Regions from separate parts of the Mus musculus genome. Here region 1 is linked to region 2. The links are chromatin loops, found by intact Hi-C in ENCODE. Cell type or tissue: heart. All regions are shown on one strand.

What was found. Peaks named below come from ENCODE experiments on the same cell type or tissue, not always from the same donor. Only the 100,000 strongest peaks of a DNase experiment are listed, where the experiment ranks them.
Region 1: a loop joins it to region 2, with 2.5 times the contacts of the local background. A loop is called at or near these places in 3 of 42 quality-filtered maps.

The regions. Positions count from the first base shown.
Region 1 is chr13:98,722,744-98,730,743 of GRCm38, forward strand. It overlaps Fcho2 (FCH domain only 2), which reads right to left. Exons shown (of 26, transcript NM_172591.3): 24 at 7,446-7,510; 25 at 3,318-3,482; 26 at 663-3,033. The coding sequence ends at 3,011. Among named protein-coding and RNA genes, the nearest start is that of Gm9465, 8.5 kb to the left of the region's middle. In heart, CTCF peaks have their summits at 3,901 (motif pointing right) and 7,125 (motif pointing left); no DNase peak of the experiment used is centred here.
Region 2 is chr13:99,320,560-99,328,559 of GRCm38, forward strand. Ptcd2 (pentatricopeptide repeat domain 2) reads right to left here. Exons shown (of 10, transcript NM_026873.2): 8 at 6,079-6,153; 9 at 1,002-1,115. Among named protein-coding and RNA genes, the nearest start is that of Ptcd2, 20 kb to the right of the region's middle. In heart, no CTCF peak of the experiment used is centred here; DNase peaks (open chromatin) are centred at 2,572 and 3,272.

The DNA.
Region 1 (8,000 bases), 600 kb before region 2:
AGAGCAGTGAATAAGACAAAGAAGTAGGGTACTGCTGTGACAAGCCTGACTGTGCTAGTTGTTGGTAGAATGTGGACTTTGGGCTTTGAATTAAGAAAGCAGTTGAACACTTTTAAACAGGGCTTAATGGGCCATACTGGTTGGAAAGTGGAAAACAGTACAGAGGGTGATTTGAACTGTGGGGGACCAGCTCAAGAAATTCCAGAGAGGAGTAAGTGGCCTAGAGACTATAGTTTGGCAAAAATGGTGGCTGTTTTTTGCCCTGTCCTAAAAGTCTGCTTGAGACTAAATTGAAAACTTTTGGATTAATTGCATTGGCACAGATTTCAGGACAGCCTAGAATATTGACTCTATTGTGTGGCTATTAATGATCGAAGAGATCATCTGCATATCTATAATGAAAACAAACGAGCTGAGCAAGGAAGCCGACCAAGCCTTCAATGTGAGAAGCATCAGGAGCTTGGCCAGGCCCAGTGTTTATCTAGGAGATGAAAAGTTTAAGGAGAACCTGATACTAACTGGGATAAAGGGAGTGTTGACCTCAAGGCAAGACCCCAGCCAGCTAAACTTCCAACTTGTGAAAAGTCAATCTCCTTCCTCTGCTTGACTGTCCTAACATCTATCATCTATTAAAAGGGACACAAAGGCACAAAGTCAATTGCTAAATTATATATTACATGTTTATTAGGAATACAACTTTTATGTAATATTTACATGTTATGAAAAAAATCAAAAATATTTACAAAATTTTGGAAGATAGATGTGCTCTAATTACAACCCAAAGTAGTAAATAACGATCCTTAAAAGCTCACATGTGTTAAGAGTTCTGTGTTTACAAATTCTTAGTTAAAGAAGCAGCTACAAAGTTATCACTGTACACAAGCAAGAACCAGCTTGCTAGATAAGATAGTCTCCCACTGAATCTACTGGGCCTCTTTTTTTAAATTTTTTTTAACATTAGTGAATTTTTAAATGGAAAAAAGAATCACTATAAACTCATATGGCTTTAAAATTGTAACCTGTACCCAATATAAACTTGCATGTTGACACTCAGTATAAAGGCTATGGGGATTAAGAAAGTGCACAAGGTTAACCATTCCAAGCAGTTTAACATCTCAAGGTAACACCTGATTAAAAACAGACATTGCAGCAGTGTCAAACTTCAAATACTAAAGCATCAACTGCCCAATAAAAGCAGATTTAGTCAGATTTTAGTAAGTGTAATTGTAACTGGCATTTTAAAGAACATAAGAGTTAGAAATTCTAATTTTGCTAGTTAGTAAAGATCAAATTGTCTTATGTCTACCTAAGTCAAACCTAAATTTAGAATTGGAGTAACACTGACTATAAAATGCTCATTTTGTATTACATACTGTGAAAAGGAATAGATTTCTGCTGTGTTTAGTATAGCAAGACGTTATATTAATGTCTAGTAATAGGGATATTATTTTCTGTAAAGCTTAACAAAATTAACAAAATTAGTGTTTTATATAATGGTTTACCAGATATAACACAAGCTATCATTTCCATGAAAAATGAAAAAGACGTTGGTATTTATCATAAATTCCCATTTGTAAATTATGAAACTTTGTCTAAAACATATATTTCTTTTGTTAATCGGAATTTGCTAGAAAGCTACTACTCTGTATGAACAGTTCATTTTCAGAATCTCTTAATCCAATCCTTCACCACTTCACATACTTGACCTATTTTTACCATATGGGAATCTGACAACTTTCTAATTGTTAAAATAAAACAAGTGACAGTACTTCTCTCACTGCTAAAATGAATCTTTTCAAAAAATTATTTATAAAATGCTAGGAAACTTGTGTTTACAACACAATAATGTGTAAATTCTCTTTGATAAGTAGGGTCAAGGGAAATGCTAAATTACAGTTAAAATACCAGTTACCAATTTATCACCACAGTTTCAGAGCTTGTCTGCTTCACGCATTTATAATGAGGTCAATGTTGAATATCTAAAGGTAATTTTATTCCCAGTAAACATATTCCATTAGGCTGATTTGTTTTTCTAGTGGCTACGGTACATCACTAAAGAAATGAGACAGGATTTTTAAGTATAAATTATCTTTTAGTTATTTTGAATTTTCTTCTCAATTACAAGCCAAAAGTATTTTAAAAATTGCAAATATCTTTTAAATATGCTTGAGCACTGTATGAATCTGAATACAAGATCCAGAGTGAGGAGAAAGTGAGGCACATTAATTAACACAAACTAGAGAGGCACATTTCTGGTTTTTGTTATTGTTTTAAAAGGCACACATTATGTAGTCCATATAAAAATAAATTAAATCTACAGCATTAATTCATCAAAACAATCACAACTTCTATAAAGTTAATTAACGCAGAAGTAAGTTGTTCTGCAGTCCTTTGTAAGCTTATTTTAAACACATTGCACTTGAGAATCTCAAAGATCATATAAAACACCATTTACACTTTATTAATATGCTTATGAGAATAAAATTATAGGGATGGTTTTTGTTTGCATACAACTTGGACTCTGGTCTGATTTCCTTATGGCACATAACTCAATTAGATTGAGCTCTGAGTTAACATTCAAAGCCTAAAAATTCACGTTCTGTTTATATTTATTCAACATAAAACTTACGAAACTTCAAAGGTAACTCTGAGTCTAAATACTTATGGAAAGCTAAATAACTTCTGTGCTTGCTCTCCTGAAATGTTAGGCTTGTTACTACATTCTAACCTTTTTAAGAACACAGACACTGAAGATAATAGACTTCATTTTAGTGACAATTTGAATTAATGTGCTTCCAGAATATTGCATTTGATCATTTACTGTGTACAAGGTCATTTCAGTGCTATTTCTTTCAATGACACTTTGAAAGTGCAAGTTAATGTTTGTAGTCAGCTTTCAAAGAGCAAATTTGAAAGACATCATACAAGTAAAAATAGTGTTTGGAAGGAACAGGCGAGGCAGAGTGGCAGGTGCACACTATTCCCTTGAGAAAACCGCATTCGGGGTCCATCAACAATCTGCCAAGTATCGTCCTAAAAAACACCAAGCAGACCATTAATTACAATTTCAAATATACTCAAATGGCCACAATGCTTTTTGTGGTTACAGACACCGAACTCTAGTTCCAGCCTGTCACTGACAAGTCATTATAATCATATCTATGCTGATAACAGAAAACACTCTATCAAGACTGCCTCTACCTGACAACTTGTGTGTGTGTGCATGTCTGTGTAAGGTGGAGGGGGGGAATATTCCATGCTTTTAAATTATAAACTGCTAGAGCACCAGTGTTCTCCATGTTCCCACACTTACTTACCAGTGGCAAAGCGCTTCTTTACTAAGGAAAGTCTATAGCCAGTACCCACAAGCTCAATATCCACTCCTGAGAGCGTATTGCCCTCACTGAGGAATTGCACTGCCAGTGTTGTAGGTTTGCTGGGTCCTTCTGAAAGATCAAATTTTGCTCTGAGGGATCCAGAACCTGCAAAGAAAAGAAGAAAGACCTCATAATGGATAAAATACACTGCACACCAAATAAAGCTAAATGAGCATCTAAGCCAACGGTTCTCAACCTCCCTATGCTTCAACCCTTTAACATGGTGCCCTCATGTTGTGGTGACCCCCAACCATAAAGTTACCTTTGTTGCTACTGTTATAAATCATAATATAAATATCTGATATACAACCTCTAGATGGGTCTCAACCCACACATAGGTTGAGAACCACTGGTCTAAGCTAAACTTACTAAGCCAATGGTAAATTCTTAAGATGCATGTAGTAAACAAACCATTGTCCTGTTTGAAATCAAATCTTATTCAGTGAGCCGGAATTTGCACTATATAATCTTTTTTTCCCCAGTTAAATGTAGAAGCGCTGTCTGCATGTACACCTACATGCCAGAAGAGGGCATCAGATCCCTTTATAGATGGTCATGAGCCACCGTGTGGTTGCTGAGAAGTAAGCTCAGTTAACTGCTGAGCCATCTCACCAGTCCCCACTAAGAAGTCTTCATCTATCCTTTTCCTAACAGTAATGTTCAAAGATGGATACTACTTAGATAGATGCCTGTGATTCATTCATGTTAAAGTGAGTCAACAAAGATGAAGGAAGGCACAGAGGACAGCACACAGGAAACGCTGGGACTGGGGGGTCCACGTTGGGGACAGACTCAGGACAAGACAAAGTAAAGAGAAGTGAGTGCTGAATACCAGACCATGCAGTCCAGGGGGATGAAAGGGAGGGATGGGAGGACGGCATCAGCCTCACTATTCCATACTCGTCTTTACTTATTAGCACCATGCTCTCTCTCACCAACCGAGCTAAATGGATGGTCACATCTTTTTAAATTTTACTCATACAACATTACCCCTTAGGTATACTGTAAGTCTTTCTTTCAGATATAGTCATTTGTTCAATGCATCCTGTAGGAGGTGGTTCTGATGTTTTCATCAAGAATCTGTTCATTGATCAATAAAGATTCTAGCAGCCAATGAGCTGGGCACACACGCAAGTTTTCCACTGGCAGGCTAGCAGACACAGGAGAGAGGACTAGAGAGTCACCATGCTTTGGAGGGAAAACAGACACCAGCCATGTGAGATCTGCAGTGGAATGGCCATTGGCTGCTTCCCTGACTGGGCCTGCGGTAGCAGGAAGGAGTTTAGGAAGGCAACTAAGGGCAGATTTAAGGTGCTGAGCTGGGAGTGAAAGGAAGGGTGCGATAGCTGAGAGAAGCTTAAAAGAGCCCGGCCACTGAGCTGAAGTATATATAAAAAAGCTAGTGTGTGTGAGTGTGTGTGTGTGTGTGTGTGTGTGTGTGTGTGTGTGTGTGTCCCAAGGATCCAAGGGAACCTGGCAGGGCAGGTAGTGCGGTCCACGTGGAGCGTAAGGCAAGGTAGTAGGAACTACACACTATAGTATCCCATTCTGATTACAGTACAAGTAGGCACTCAGTGACACTAATGAATCTGATAAATGGTGTCTGAAAACACACGTTTCTACTGAACATTATATACCGCTGGGCATGCCGGGGTGCACTTTAGGCAGAACAAGGCACCGGGATGGAGAGAAACCTGTGAGAACAGACTTAAGAGAACCACACCTATACCACAGTATCTGGAGAACAGGACAAAGTGGGGAACACTTGCAGATGAGACTAGAATAGTAGCGAGGACCAGGCCACAATCAAAAGTTATGACATAACAAAGGTAACACCCAAGGGAAGACAATCTCAGACTAATGTCCTAGAAGAGAGGGGAGGCGATAGATGCAAAGTAAGGAGACCAACTGCAAGGCAATACAACATTTTATCAAGGCTCTAGGTGACAGGAAAGAGGGTCTGCAGTAGGGCCAAGGCAAAGAACACACTATTTAAAAGGAAAGAAAGGAGAAGTCTAGAAGGGTTTCTAACCTCATTTAACTTGGGTTAGGAAAAGGTTTCTCAACCAGAGTGCCATGATCCCATTGAGAGTCAAACAACTTCTCACAGGGGTCGACTATCAGACACCCTGTGTATCAGATATTTACATTATGATTCATAACAGTAGAAAAATTACAGTTATGAAGTAGCAATGAAAATAATTTTATGGTTGGGGGTCATTACAACATGAAGAAATGTATTAAAAGGTCTCAGCATTAGGAAGGTTGTTCGGGGAAGTAGACAGACTTGCTCAGTAGCAGCAGTAAGACATTTTAATCCCCCTATATAAAGTTCAACACCACAGAGAACTAGGGAATAAAGTATTGTAACTGGTCTGCCCTCCACTCTCATGCCTGGTGATGCACATCACAGTGCAGAATGTTTAACCATTATCCACAAGGCTCTGCAAGTCGTACACTTGATCAATAACTTAGCTTTGTAAAGCCGCGCGGCCAGCGCCTTCGAGGAGCAGCCCCACCCCCACCCCCACCCCCCTTAAGCTTTACAACTGTCTCCTGCTCCTGTCCTGGGCACTGAGATAAAAGAGAAACTTTGTTACAGGGTTTGAATCTAGGTCTTTCTTTGTAAAGGTTTAACTGACAACATCAAAATCACATATATAAAATTCTCCCATTTCCTCACATAGGACTTTTTTATACCTGAATAACAGTAGGAAAAGTACTAAATACGTGAAGAGAATACATGAATCTTGTTTTTGAGAGAACAAATTCCTTTTCTGGTGTATTTACAATTATCACATGCCTTTTAAATAGAGGAACAAGACATTCTCTTTTCCTTGCTGGTTGGCTGTAAGCCTAATACACAGGATTTCTGATTTACTTTCAGTCTAAGTTAAAAATTTCAGTGTGGTTTACAAAAAATTCTATGGTAGGAGAGAAGTCACTGAAGCTACTGACTAAAATGCTACCTGTAAGTACTGAACAACAGAAGGAACTTCAGACCAGCTTGGTTATCTCTCTAGAGCAAATCTGATCCTGCATAAGAGATATAAATAAAGAGACAATCCAGAGTTGCTGATGGTCCTTTGTATAGAAATACTAAAGAAGAAAAACCACTGATATTCTCAAAATATTCAAAATGAAAAAGCTGAACAAAACTGGAAGAGCTAAAGCAGTTGCTCAGTAAGAAGAATGAGTGGAGGCTAACTAAGAAGATGGGCTCTCTCTTACTAAGAGAGACCAGGATTACCTCATTATAGGGAGCTGGTTGTCATGGAAACTGTACACTAGTTTTAAAGATACAATCTGAGAGGAGATACTGGAGTGATAACTAGCCATATGGTGAACACAGACAGATGCAGTCAGTAGGAGACAATAAACTTGTTTCTCCTTAAAACTGCCACACAGCACTGAAGATTAATGTTAACTCCAAAGGAATGAACAGAAAGGCTCCCTCAGCAAGACAGACAGACAGACAAGCATTCTGTCAAAGTCATGTTTCTATGTAACTGCAGAGGGGAAAGCAAAGGCACCCCACTATCAGAATAAGCTCAATCACTTGCAATTATCTGAGCTATCTATGGGGAGAGTTCTGTTCTGTTCTGTTTTTTTAATTCTATTACTAAGCATTTCTCTTATGTAACTAGAAGCATTTATCTTGCAGTTATACAATTATGTTATTTTTCTTACAGAGAAGAATAAAAACTGATCTGAATCTCTGCTTGTACATTCTTATGTAGGGTATTAACTTCCACCTAGTGGTCAGTTCTAGAATTGAAACATGAAAATCCAAGAGGAAACTTTCCAGTGAATAAGCCTTAAAAAAAAAAGAAAAGAAAATCAAAAACAAGAACAAAAACCGAAGGCAAGATAAGATGTCTCAGCAATGCCTTACCAAGCCTCAAAACCTGAGTTCCATCCTCAGGACCCACAAAGTGGAAGAAAGAGGACTGACTACTGCAAGCTGTCCTGTGATCACACCTGCATGCACTCATACACATAATAAGTAAAGGTAGAAAAAACGGCCGGGGGCGGGGCAGCAGAGTCACAGAGGGAACACACCCTTACCTCCACTGTCTGATTTCTCCGAAATCCCAGATAATTTCCAAAAAGCTTTCATTTGCTCTGCATTCCTGTAATAAGAACAAGTATCTTCAAATTCAGTCTCTTATGTATCTAATACATGAATGGACACTCAATAAATGCACCTCAAATATTTTTATTGTAAAAACTATAGTATCTGTTCGGAAAAGGATGTAGAACTCTCTCCTCCTTCTCCAGTGCCATGCCTACCTGGAGGGCTGCCTTGATGATATGGACTGAACCTCTGAACCTGTAAGCCAGCCCTAATTTAATGTTGTCCTTTAGGAGTTGCCTTGGTCATGGCGTCTGTTCACAGCAATGGAAGCCTTAACTAGGATACTGTTCTTTAAATTCTATGCAGTCATAGCAACGGGCCTGCCACTGGCACGTGCAGGAGTTGGAGGATCTCCTCTACCTGGGTCCTCAGGTTTACTAAGGTCATCAGGTTTGCATGGCAATCACTTAACGCACTCACTATGCCACCTCAGCAGCCCAATTGTTAACTTAAGAGCTTAGAACTGTTGCAGCTGGAGACAAACA
Region 2 (8,000 bases):
TCAAAACAGCACACGTTTTACAATGAGACATAAGCGGGGAGGTCAGAGGCCAACAGCATCCATAAAATACAGTAAGGGCGGTGGGTGGGGCAGGTTATACAGGGAGTAAGGGCGGTGGGTGGGGCAGGTTATACAGGGAGTAAGGGCAATAGGTGGGACAGGTTACACAGAGAGCAAGGGCAGTGAGTGGGGTAGGTTATACAGGGCTTCACGCAGTGCACAGAATGGTGCTTGGGATTCACCTAAAAGCCACAGGGATGGCGAGGGTGACTGTCTGATGGAGACTTCACAAGCTGCACAGAGAATAAGCCCAGAGAACAAACGGTGACTGGGACTGGGAGAAGCACAGGAGATGCGGAGGTGACTGCACATGGGGCACACTGTGGGGTGACAGTGAAGGACTCCCTCTAAGGAGCTGAAGGAAGGGGATCAATGTCACCCTCCTAACTTGGGTCTTAGCAACGTGACGATGGACACTGAGAGGGAGTGTTATGGGGAGGAGAGGGAGATCCAAAATTGGATGAACGATCCATAATTCTATTCTGGAGGTGAAACATTGGGGTGGACATGCCAAGGAGGCCACTGACAGGTCTATTATATGGACCAGAGCTCTCAACAGCAGCCTCAGGTCCATCACTAACCCTGCAAAAATGGGTCAGCTCAAAATCTGAATGGCTGATAGTGTGCTAGTCGCTTTCTTCAGTTTGCTTCTATTTCCTCCCACCAAAGGAAGCAAGGGTTACCTGAGAGCGAGGAGCAAGGGAAAGGTATGGATACTTGAGAGAAAACTGAAAAGGTGTGAAGTCATTATTCAGAGGAGGGAAGGGACCTATAGAATAGTACAGGGAGAGAGCAACATGGGAGGGACCTGAGAAGTCCAAAAGCCACGCAAGAGAGACTGCTGTGTCTGGCCTCTTGCTGCACAGGTGGTCTCGGGACCGGAACACCAGGTGAGCACGTGAGCTTGCACTCGGTGTCACCTGCAGCGTTGGCACACTTACCACTTCCTCTGAGAATGTGTGTCTTCTTACAAATTTCGATAAATTTGTGTCAAGAGAGTCCTCTAAGATCTTTAACAGGCTTTCCAACATATTTGACTGGATGTGGATCAAGATCTGAATAAAAACCAGAGAAGACTGAGCTGGCATTTCAATGCTGAGGTACGCCTGAGCTGACAGGCACCCCTTTTAAATACTATTCCCTAATTCGTTAGCATATACATGTTTTTTAAGTGCTTTGCATGTACACTCATCAGCCAAAATGTACTTTAATATAGATAATGACATCGCCATAGTGGGACTAGAGAGGAAGCTCATATCAGAGGTGCTTCATACACCAGTCTTGAGTTTGATTCCTGAATTCCACAAAAGAAAACACACACACACACACACACACACACACACACACACACACACAAGAAAACAAAATAAATACCCCAACTTTAAACCCTGGCTGATGTCTCAGTGAAGCCTACTTACACTGTACCCATTAAAGACCCTTCAAAACTAGGCACCAAGTTTTCAAAATGACATTGCTAACGAATTCCTATCAGCCCGACACACACAGCACATGGAAAAGCAAGGCTCATTTCACCTGTAATTATCAGTACTCACTAGGACAATGTGAGACACAGGAGAAAAGGTTTTAAAAATGAGAATAACTGAGAATTCATCAACCAATGTTAATCACTGTTTATAATTTGATGTTATCTTCAAAATGTATTTTCTGTAAAATTGGATCTTTCCTTTGTCAGCTACTAAATAATGTGTAACACAAGAAATAATTGGAAAAAAACATCATATTGAATGAATGCATAGCAATTAATCATGGAAATAAACCATGTTGTTTTATATGACTGATGTGTACATTAAAATAAAAACCTGGCAATTTCTTGGACTTGATGAAATTATTAAAGCAAAAGGAATAACCGCTTTTGAAGCCGGGGTCCTTGTGAGAGGCAGTGTTACCCTTCCACCCTACACTAGCCATTTTGTTTCCCCCTTCTTCAGTCTTGCCTGTGTGCTGGGATATTTGCATCTTTACTGTCGTAACAGAACCGATGCTTCAGAAGGGGGGAAGCTCATTCACTCCAAGTGCTGGAGGTGCAGGCCATGGAGCTAGCCTGAGCTCGGCTCGGGAAGGTGCTGGAGGTGCAGGCCATGGAGCTAGTCTGAGCTCGGCTCGGGAAGGTGCTGGAGGTGCAGGCCATGGAGCTAGCCTGAGCTCGGCTCGGGAAGGTGCTGGAGTGCAGGCCATGGAGCTAGCCTGAGCTCGGCTCGGGAAGGTGCTGGAGGTGCAGGCCATGGAGCTAGCCTGAGCTCGGCTCGGGAAGGTGCTGGAGTGCAGGCCATGGAGCTAGCCTGAGCTCGGCTCGGGAAGGTGCTGGAGGTGCAGGCCATGGAGCTAGCCTGAGCTCGGCTCGGGAAGGTGCTGGAGGTTCAGGCCATGGAGCTAGCCTGAGCTCGGCTCGGGAAGGTGCTGGAGGTGCAGGCCATGGAGCTAGCCTGAGCTCGGCTCGGGAAGGTGTTCAAGCCCGTATAGGGCAGATGGTGGGGCCTGGCAAGGCTTCCTCCCTCCTGAGAGCACACCCCTGTGACCTCGGTGCCACCCTCTAAATATCTCACACATGTATATAATGACTCTTGGCCACGTCGAGCCTTCCATTCCCTTCTCCCCTACCACTCCCTCTGGAACCCTGCCTCTTCCCAACACGCCTTTCTACAAGTATGTGGCTTATATAATATGTCACTGGCTACACTTCCTCAAGAGAAGAGCCTCTGCCTCTTCCAAACACCATTAACTGCCAACCGCTCCTCACATAAGGAGGGAGCCTCATGTAGGCGCTGCCTCTTAGAGGTCTCCTACCTCATTCCCACCACAGTAAGGGTCAAGCCTCCAATAAACAGACTCCTGAGAGACAGAAGCAAACCTCAAGCCAAGCAGCTCATCGGGGGAGGGCTATTTTGGTCCCCAAGAACTTCACGGTATTAAAGGCCTAACCTGTCTTAGCACACACACGAGTGCAGTGGGCAGGCTAGCCACTTGTCAGCACCTCTGCAAGGTAAACTGTCTTCCAAATGAGTCTCTAAAGTCGTGTGCCAGCTTTCTGGAGAGATGATAGATATCCAAATGCAATCACAGAGTGCCCCACCCTGGCCTCGCGGCTTTCAGATGTATCTGCAGTGGGAACTCATCTGTGATGTCAAGTGGCATTGCTCAGAAGGCCTGTGGTTCTCTTGAGACTGACAGGGGAGTGAACATGCGTGTGTCCCGATGAGATCATAGGCTAAATTAATGCAGGATGTGGCAAGTACCAGCTGGGAAAATAAGGAACCAGGCCCTCTGGGTCATAGAGGCAGCAGATGCAAGTCAGATATAAAATTCTGTTGGGGGTGGGTGGGTTATGTAAGTTCAAACTCTAATTCAGGGATTAGAAGCAACATATTGTAATATAACACACCCATTTTTAAAACAGACCAAACAAAAGAGAGCCCCCATCTGTATTTGCTGATACTGACTGCGCTCTCTCTGGACAGCCTTTTGTCAGGCTAACAAACTGTTTACAGATTCCAAGGAGGTGACAACCTTGGGAAAGCTGAGGCCAGTTTGTCATTCAAAAGAGCAAGCCAAGCCTCCCCAGTGAATGTCAGCTGTCTCTTCCTTATCAACCCAGGAGGATGGTGAAGCAGGTTTATAATGCAACATGAGGAACTCAGATTGGACATCTGGAGTTTCCAAGTGGGATTTCTTAAAGATTAAGAGCGTTTTAATAAAGCTTCCCGAGAGTAGAGAATTCCTTGACTGCATTCACACAGAGGATAGATGGAAGTTTACATCAATTCAAGTTCCTTATGTGTGGTCCTTAACCACACATGCCGATGCTACTCCCATGCTGCCGATGCTACTCCCACGCCGGCCGGCGGCTTTCCTCCACATCAGAGGGCAGATGCTGCTTTGCATGTGCAGACTCCAACCCAAGGCTTGACTTTTGTGATGGTTTGTGTATGCTCGGCCCAGGGAGTGGCACTATTAGGAGGTGTGGCCTTGTTGGAGTGGGTGTGTCATTGTGGGTGTGGGCTTTAAGACCCTCATCCTAGCTGCCTGGAAGCCAGTATTCTCCTAGCAGCCTTTAGATGAAGATGTAGAACTCTCAGCTCCTCCTGCACCATGCCTGCCTGGATGCTGCCATGTTCTTGCCTTGATGATAATGGACTGAACCTCTGAACCTGTAAGCCAGCGCTAGCTAAATGTTATCCTTTATAAGACTTGCCTTGGTCATGGTGTCTGTTTACAGCAGTAAAACCCTAACTAAGACATTTCTTCTCCCTCTCAGCAGGCTTAAGGTATATTCCTACCAAAACACTGTCTGACTGTGAAAAAGTTAATTACTATGTTTTTGTTAACAACTGCAAGAGACAGGTATGAACAGCAGCTGAAACCCACAGAATGGGCCACCTGTAGCGGATCATGCTAGTCAGTCCCATGATCTTTCCACGACTGCCAGATGTAGTGAGTGAGTCCCAGGCCCGGATGACAGACACAGCCTTCCTAGTTTCATAGTCTCACCTTTCTGGAGAAGTGAAAGACCCTGGGCTTTACAGTCTGCTGTCTACTTAACTGTGGGAACCTGGCGACACAGGTCAGAAGAGGACATCGGATCCCCCTAGAGCTGGAGCTACCCTGGGGGTACTAGGAGTCAAATGTGGAGCCCATGATAGAGCTACAAGTGTGCTTAATCAATGAGCCATCTCAAACTCTTCAAGTTCCAACTCTCAACATCTGCGGTCTCCTAAAGCAATCCAGGGGCTAGGCTGAAGAATACACTCTCAGACTAGAAACAAACAGGGAGGCTCCCGGGCGATCTGTGCCAGCTACAGCCATGCAGTGGGTGCCTGGAGACAGGCTGGCTGCGGAGCTGAAGTGGAGCCCCAGGAGCTGGAGAGAGTGAAGGAGGCCTCTGGGGTTCAGACTGAAACATGCCCTGCTGGCTGACCTCTGCAGGCACTGGGAATACACATGATGCACACAGAGAAGAAATAAAACAAGAAAAAGTCGGGAGCTTGCCTTACACAACTCCGCACAGCACACACGTACTCAACACTCAGGCAAGGATCAACTGGGCCGGCCGGCTGGAGGATGCACTCTCTGTAATGGCAAAGCAGTCCTCATTTCCAGTGGCTCAAAATGCCTTAGTTGATTCCCTGTTCTAAAACCAGGGATAGTGACAGTTTGCTCCCAGAGTTCTGGGAGAAAAATTGTCATTTCCTGCTCAAATGTTTCATGTCTTTGCTGGATGAGTACAGTCCCTAATAAGGCCCCACACAGGTGGCACAGAAGCCCAGATAAGCCACTGGGTAGATGTCCCTCATCAGGCTGATAGTGTGACAGGAATTAAATAGATAATGTCTCCTCCATGCCTACTGACTGCACAGCAAGCAAACTAGCATACCAGTCACAGGCGTGCCACGAGTTAGCTGTCACAGACGGGATGCAATTAGCACAGGCTTCATCCAGGGCCTGGGAAAGAACTGTGTAGGTCCAGCCATGCCTTCTTAATCTACAGCCTTCTCACATGTGTCTCACACGTTCAACGCGCGCACACACGCACGCACACACACACACGCACACACACACACACACACACACGCGCACACACACGCACACGCACACACGCACACACACACATACACACAAACACAGGCACACATACACACACACACGCACGCACACACACACACACGCACGCACACACACACACACAAACACAGGCACACGCACACACGCACACACACACATACACACAAACACAGGCACACATACACACAAACACACACACACACACAAACACAGGCACACACACACAAACACACATGCACTCACACACACACCCTTCATAAACTCCTGGAAGCCCTGTGGTGATGACTTCTGTCACAGGAGTGGTTCTTCCCAGAATGGAGCTTGGTAAACGACTATTGTTCTGACCAGAATGACGACACTGGGCAATCAGGTCACTGCACAGACAAAAACAGTAGGTATTTGACCACATCTCAACTCACCAACTATAAGGAAATCACTTACATTTAAGTTAATACACACTATGCTTTCTGGATTCACGATTTGAGAAAAAATGGACACAGCGTTTTTCAACTGGTTCTGGAAAGAAAAATGACAAAAAGTCATACTCCAAAGCATACACTGTCACTCTGTCCCCTGCAGGTCACCTAAGAAAGCAGGGGCTCCTACACACGGGCCTCATGGGTTTAAACTAACAATGGGAGTTTTGTAATAATCAAAATTAAACAAACACTATAGAGTTTTACCCAGCGACATGGCGCCCTATATTTTAGCAGTCTCTCTGAGCCTACGTTTTAAGATGGAGGCATTAAACTGGCATTCTCCCTTCTCCTACTGGAGCCAGCTCTGAAGAAAACAAAGCAAGCCTCATCATTGGTATAATGAGAACAGTGATGCTTCAAATCCCTGAAGAAGCGGCACACTGTCAGAACCCTTGGAGGTGGAGCTCAGCAAGGCTGAGGAAGACGCAGGCAGAGGACCTGCACGTTACAGAAAGGGACTCCACCAGTACAACCTAAACTCCATGACCTAAGTGCCTTCCCACAGTGACTGGGACTTTGCGACTTGTAAGGGGCAAATACGGATCCCTAAGGAGGCACAGATGGGAGGAGGAGCAGGTTCATGGCTAAGTTGTATTTGTGGGAGGCAGCAGAGAGGTAGCCACAGATCAGGAAAACAAGTGTGGGCATCACCAGCAGGACCACAGGTTACAGTGCGGAGTTGTTACACAAAGGAAAGGCTGCCTGTCTACACTAGGACTCCCGTGTTTCTGTCCCACGGATGTCACTTCCCTGCCAATGGTTTCTAAAAGATATTCAGTTTTGAGTGATGAGTAATCAAAAGAGAACCAGAGAAAGGACCGTGTAAAGAAAGAGTTTTGAAAGTAGAAGAGGGAAAAAGGACATAGCAAACAAACCGAGAGAATAATCAGTGGAGGGGACTCCAGGAAGAGGCTGTGCTCATGGAGACAGAGGACAAAATGAGGAACAAGAACAAGTTCACGTCTGTCAGCCGTAAAATGAAATTGGGCAGACTTCACAGCAGCGGGCAAGATGTGTAACAGAAGACCAGGGCTCAAAAATAAAACAAAAAACTCAAGGAAAGCAAGGGCCATCTCAAAATGCTAAGTCTGGCAAAACTGCAATAAAACAACTTAAGCCACCGAGAACTCAGGTTCTGTAGTTTGTTTGAAGAACTCCACATATAGACACGTTGCAGGCAAAGCAGAGAGAGCTGGGAGAACAGCACGCCATGGTAACTAACGGCAATAAAACAGCTGGTCCTACAGCTGGGACCACAGAACAGTGTGGGAGGAGAACTACTCACCTGGGAAGGAAGGAATCGCTACACAACGGCACAGAAGAGCACGATTTCAAAGGTCCATCTCTTCGCCTCTATTTCCTCCTTAAAGCCACTCTATTTCCTCCTTAAAGCCAATAAACTGGGCATATTTACAAGAAAAGCAAATACCAATAAAGGTATTGTAGCCACTAAAATTCCATGAAGGAGATGAAGAAAGAAAACACGTCAACTTCACCATCAGCAGCTGCTGTCACAGGAATTAGATTGAGAAAACTAAGTAACAACATGGCTTTGGAGTGGCCAGCAGAGAAGACATGGGACAGGGAAGACCTGCAACGGTGACCTGAGGCAAGCTGAGGCTGTGCTAAGCCTCGTTCAGAGCAGCATTTCCACCCAACTTGCCAAAATTCAAGGTAAAAGGTAAGGTGTACATGGTTTCTCAGGGCCTTTGAGTTAGTGAGGCAGAGTAGCTAGTAAGGACATACAGGGGACACAAGAGAGAGCCTCCCACCAAGTTGCCTCCCTGGCTGACACCCAGTTATCTACAATCTGAGCAAACCACCTACAGAAAAACACTGTACTCCGTCCAGAGAATCAGTACAAGGCACTGCCCTTCTTCCAGC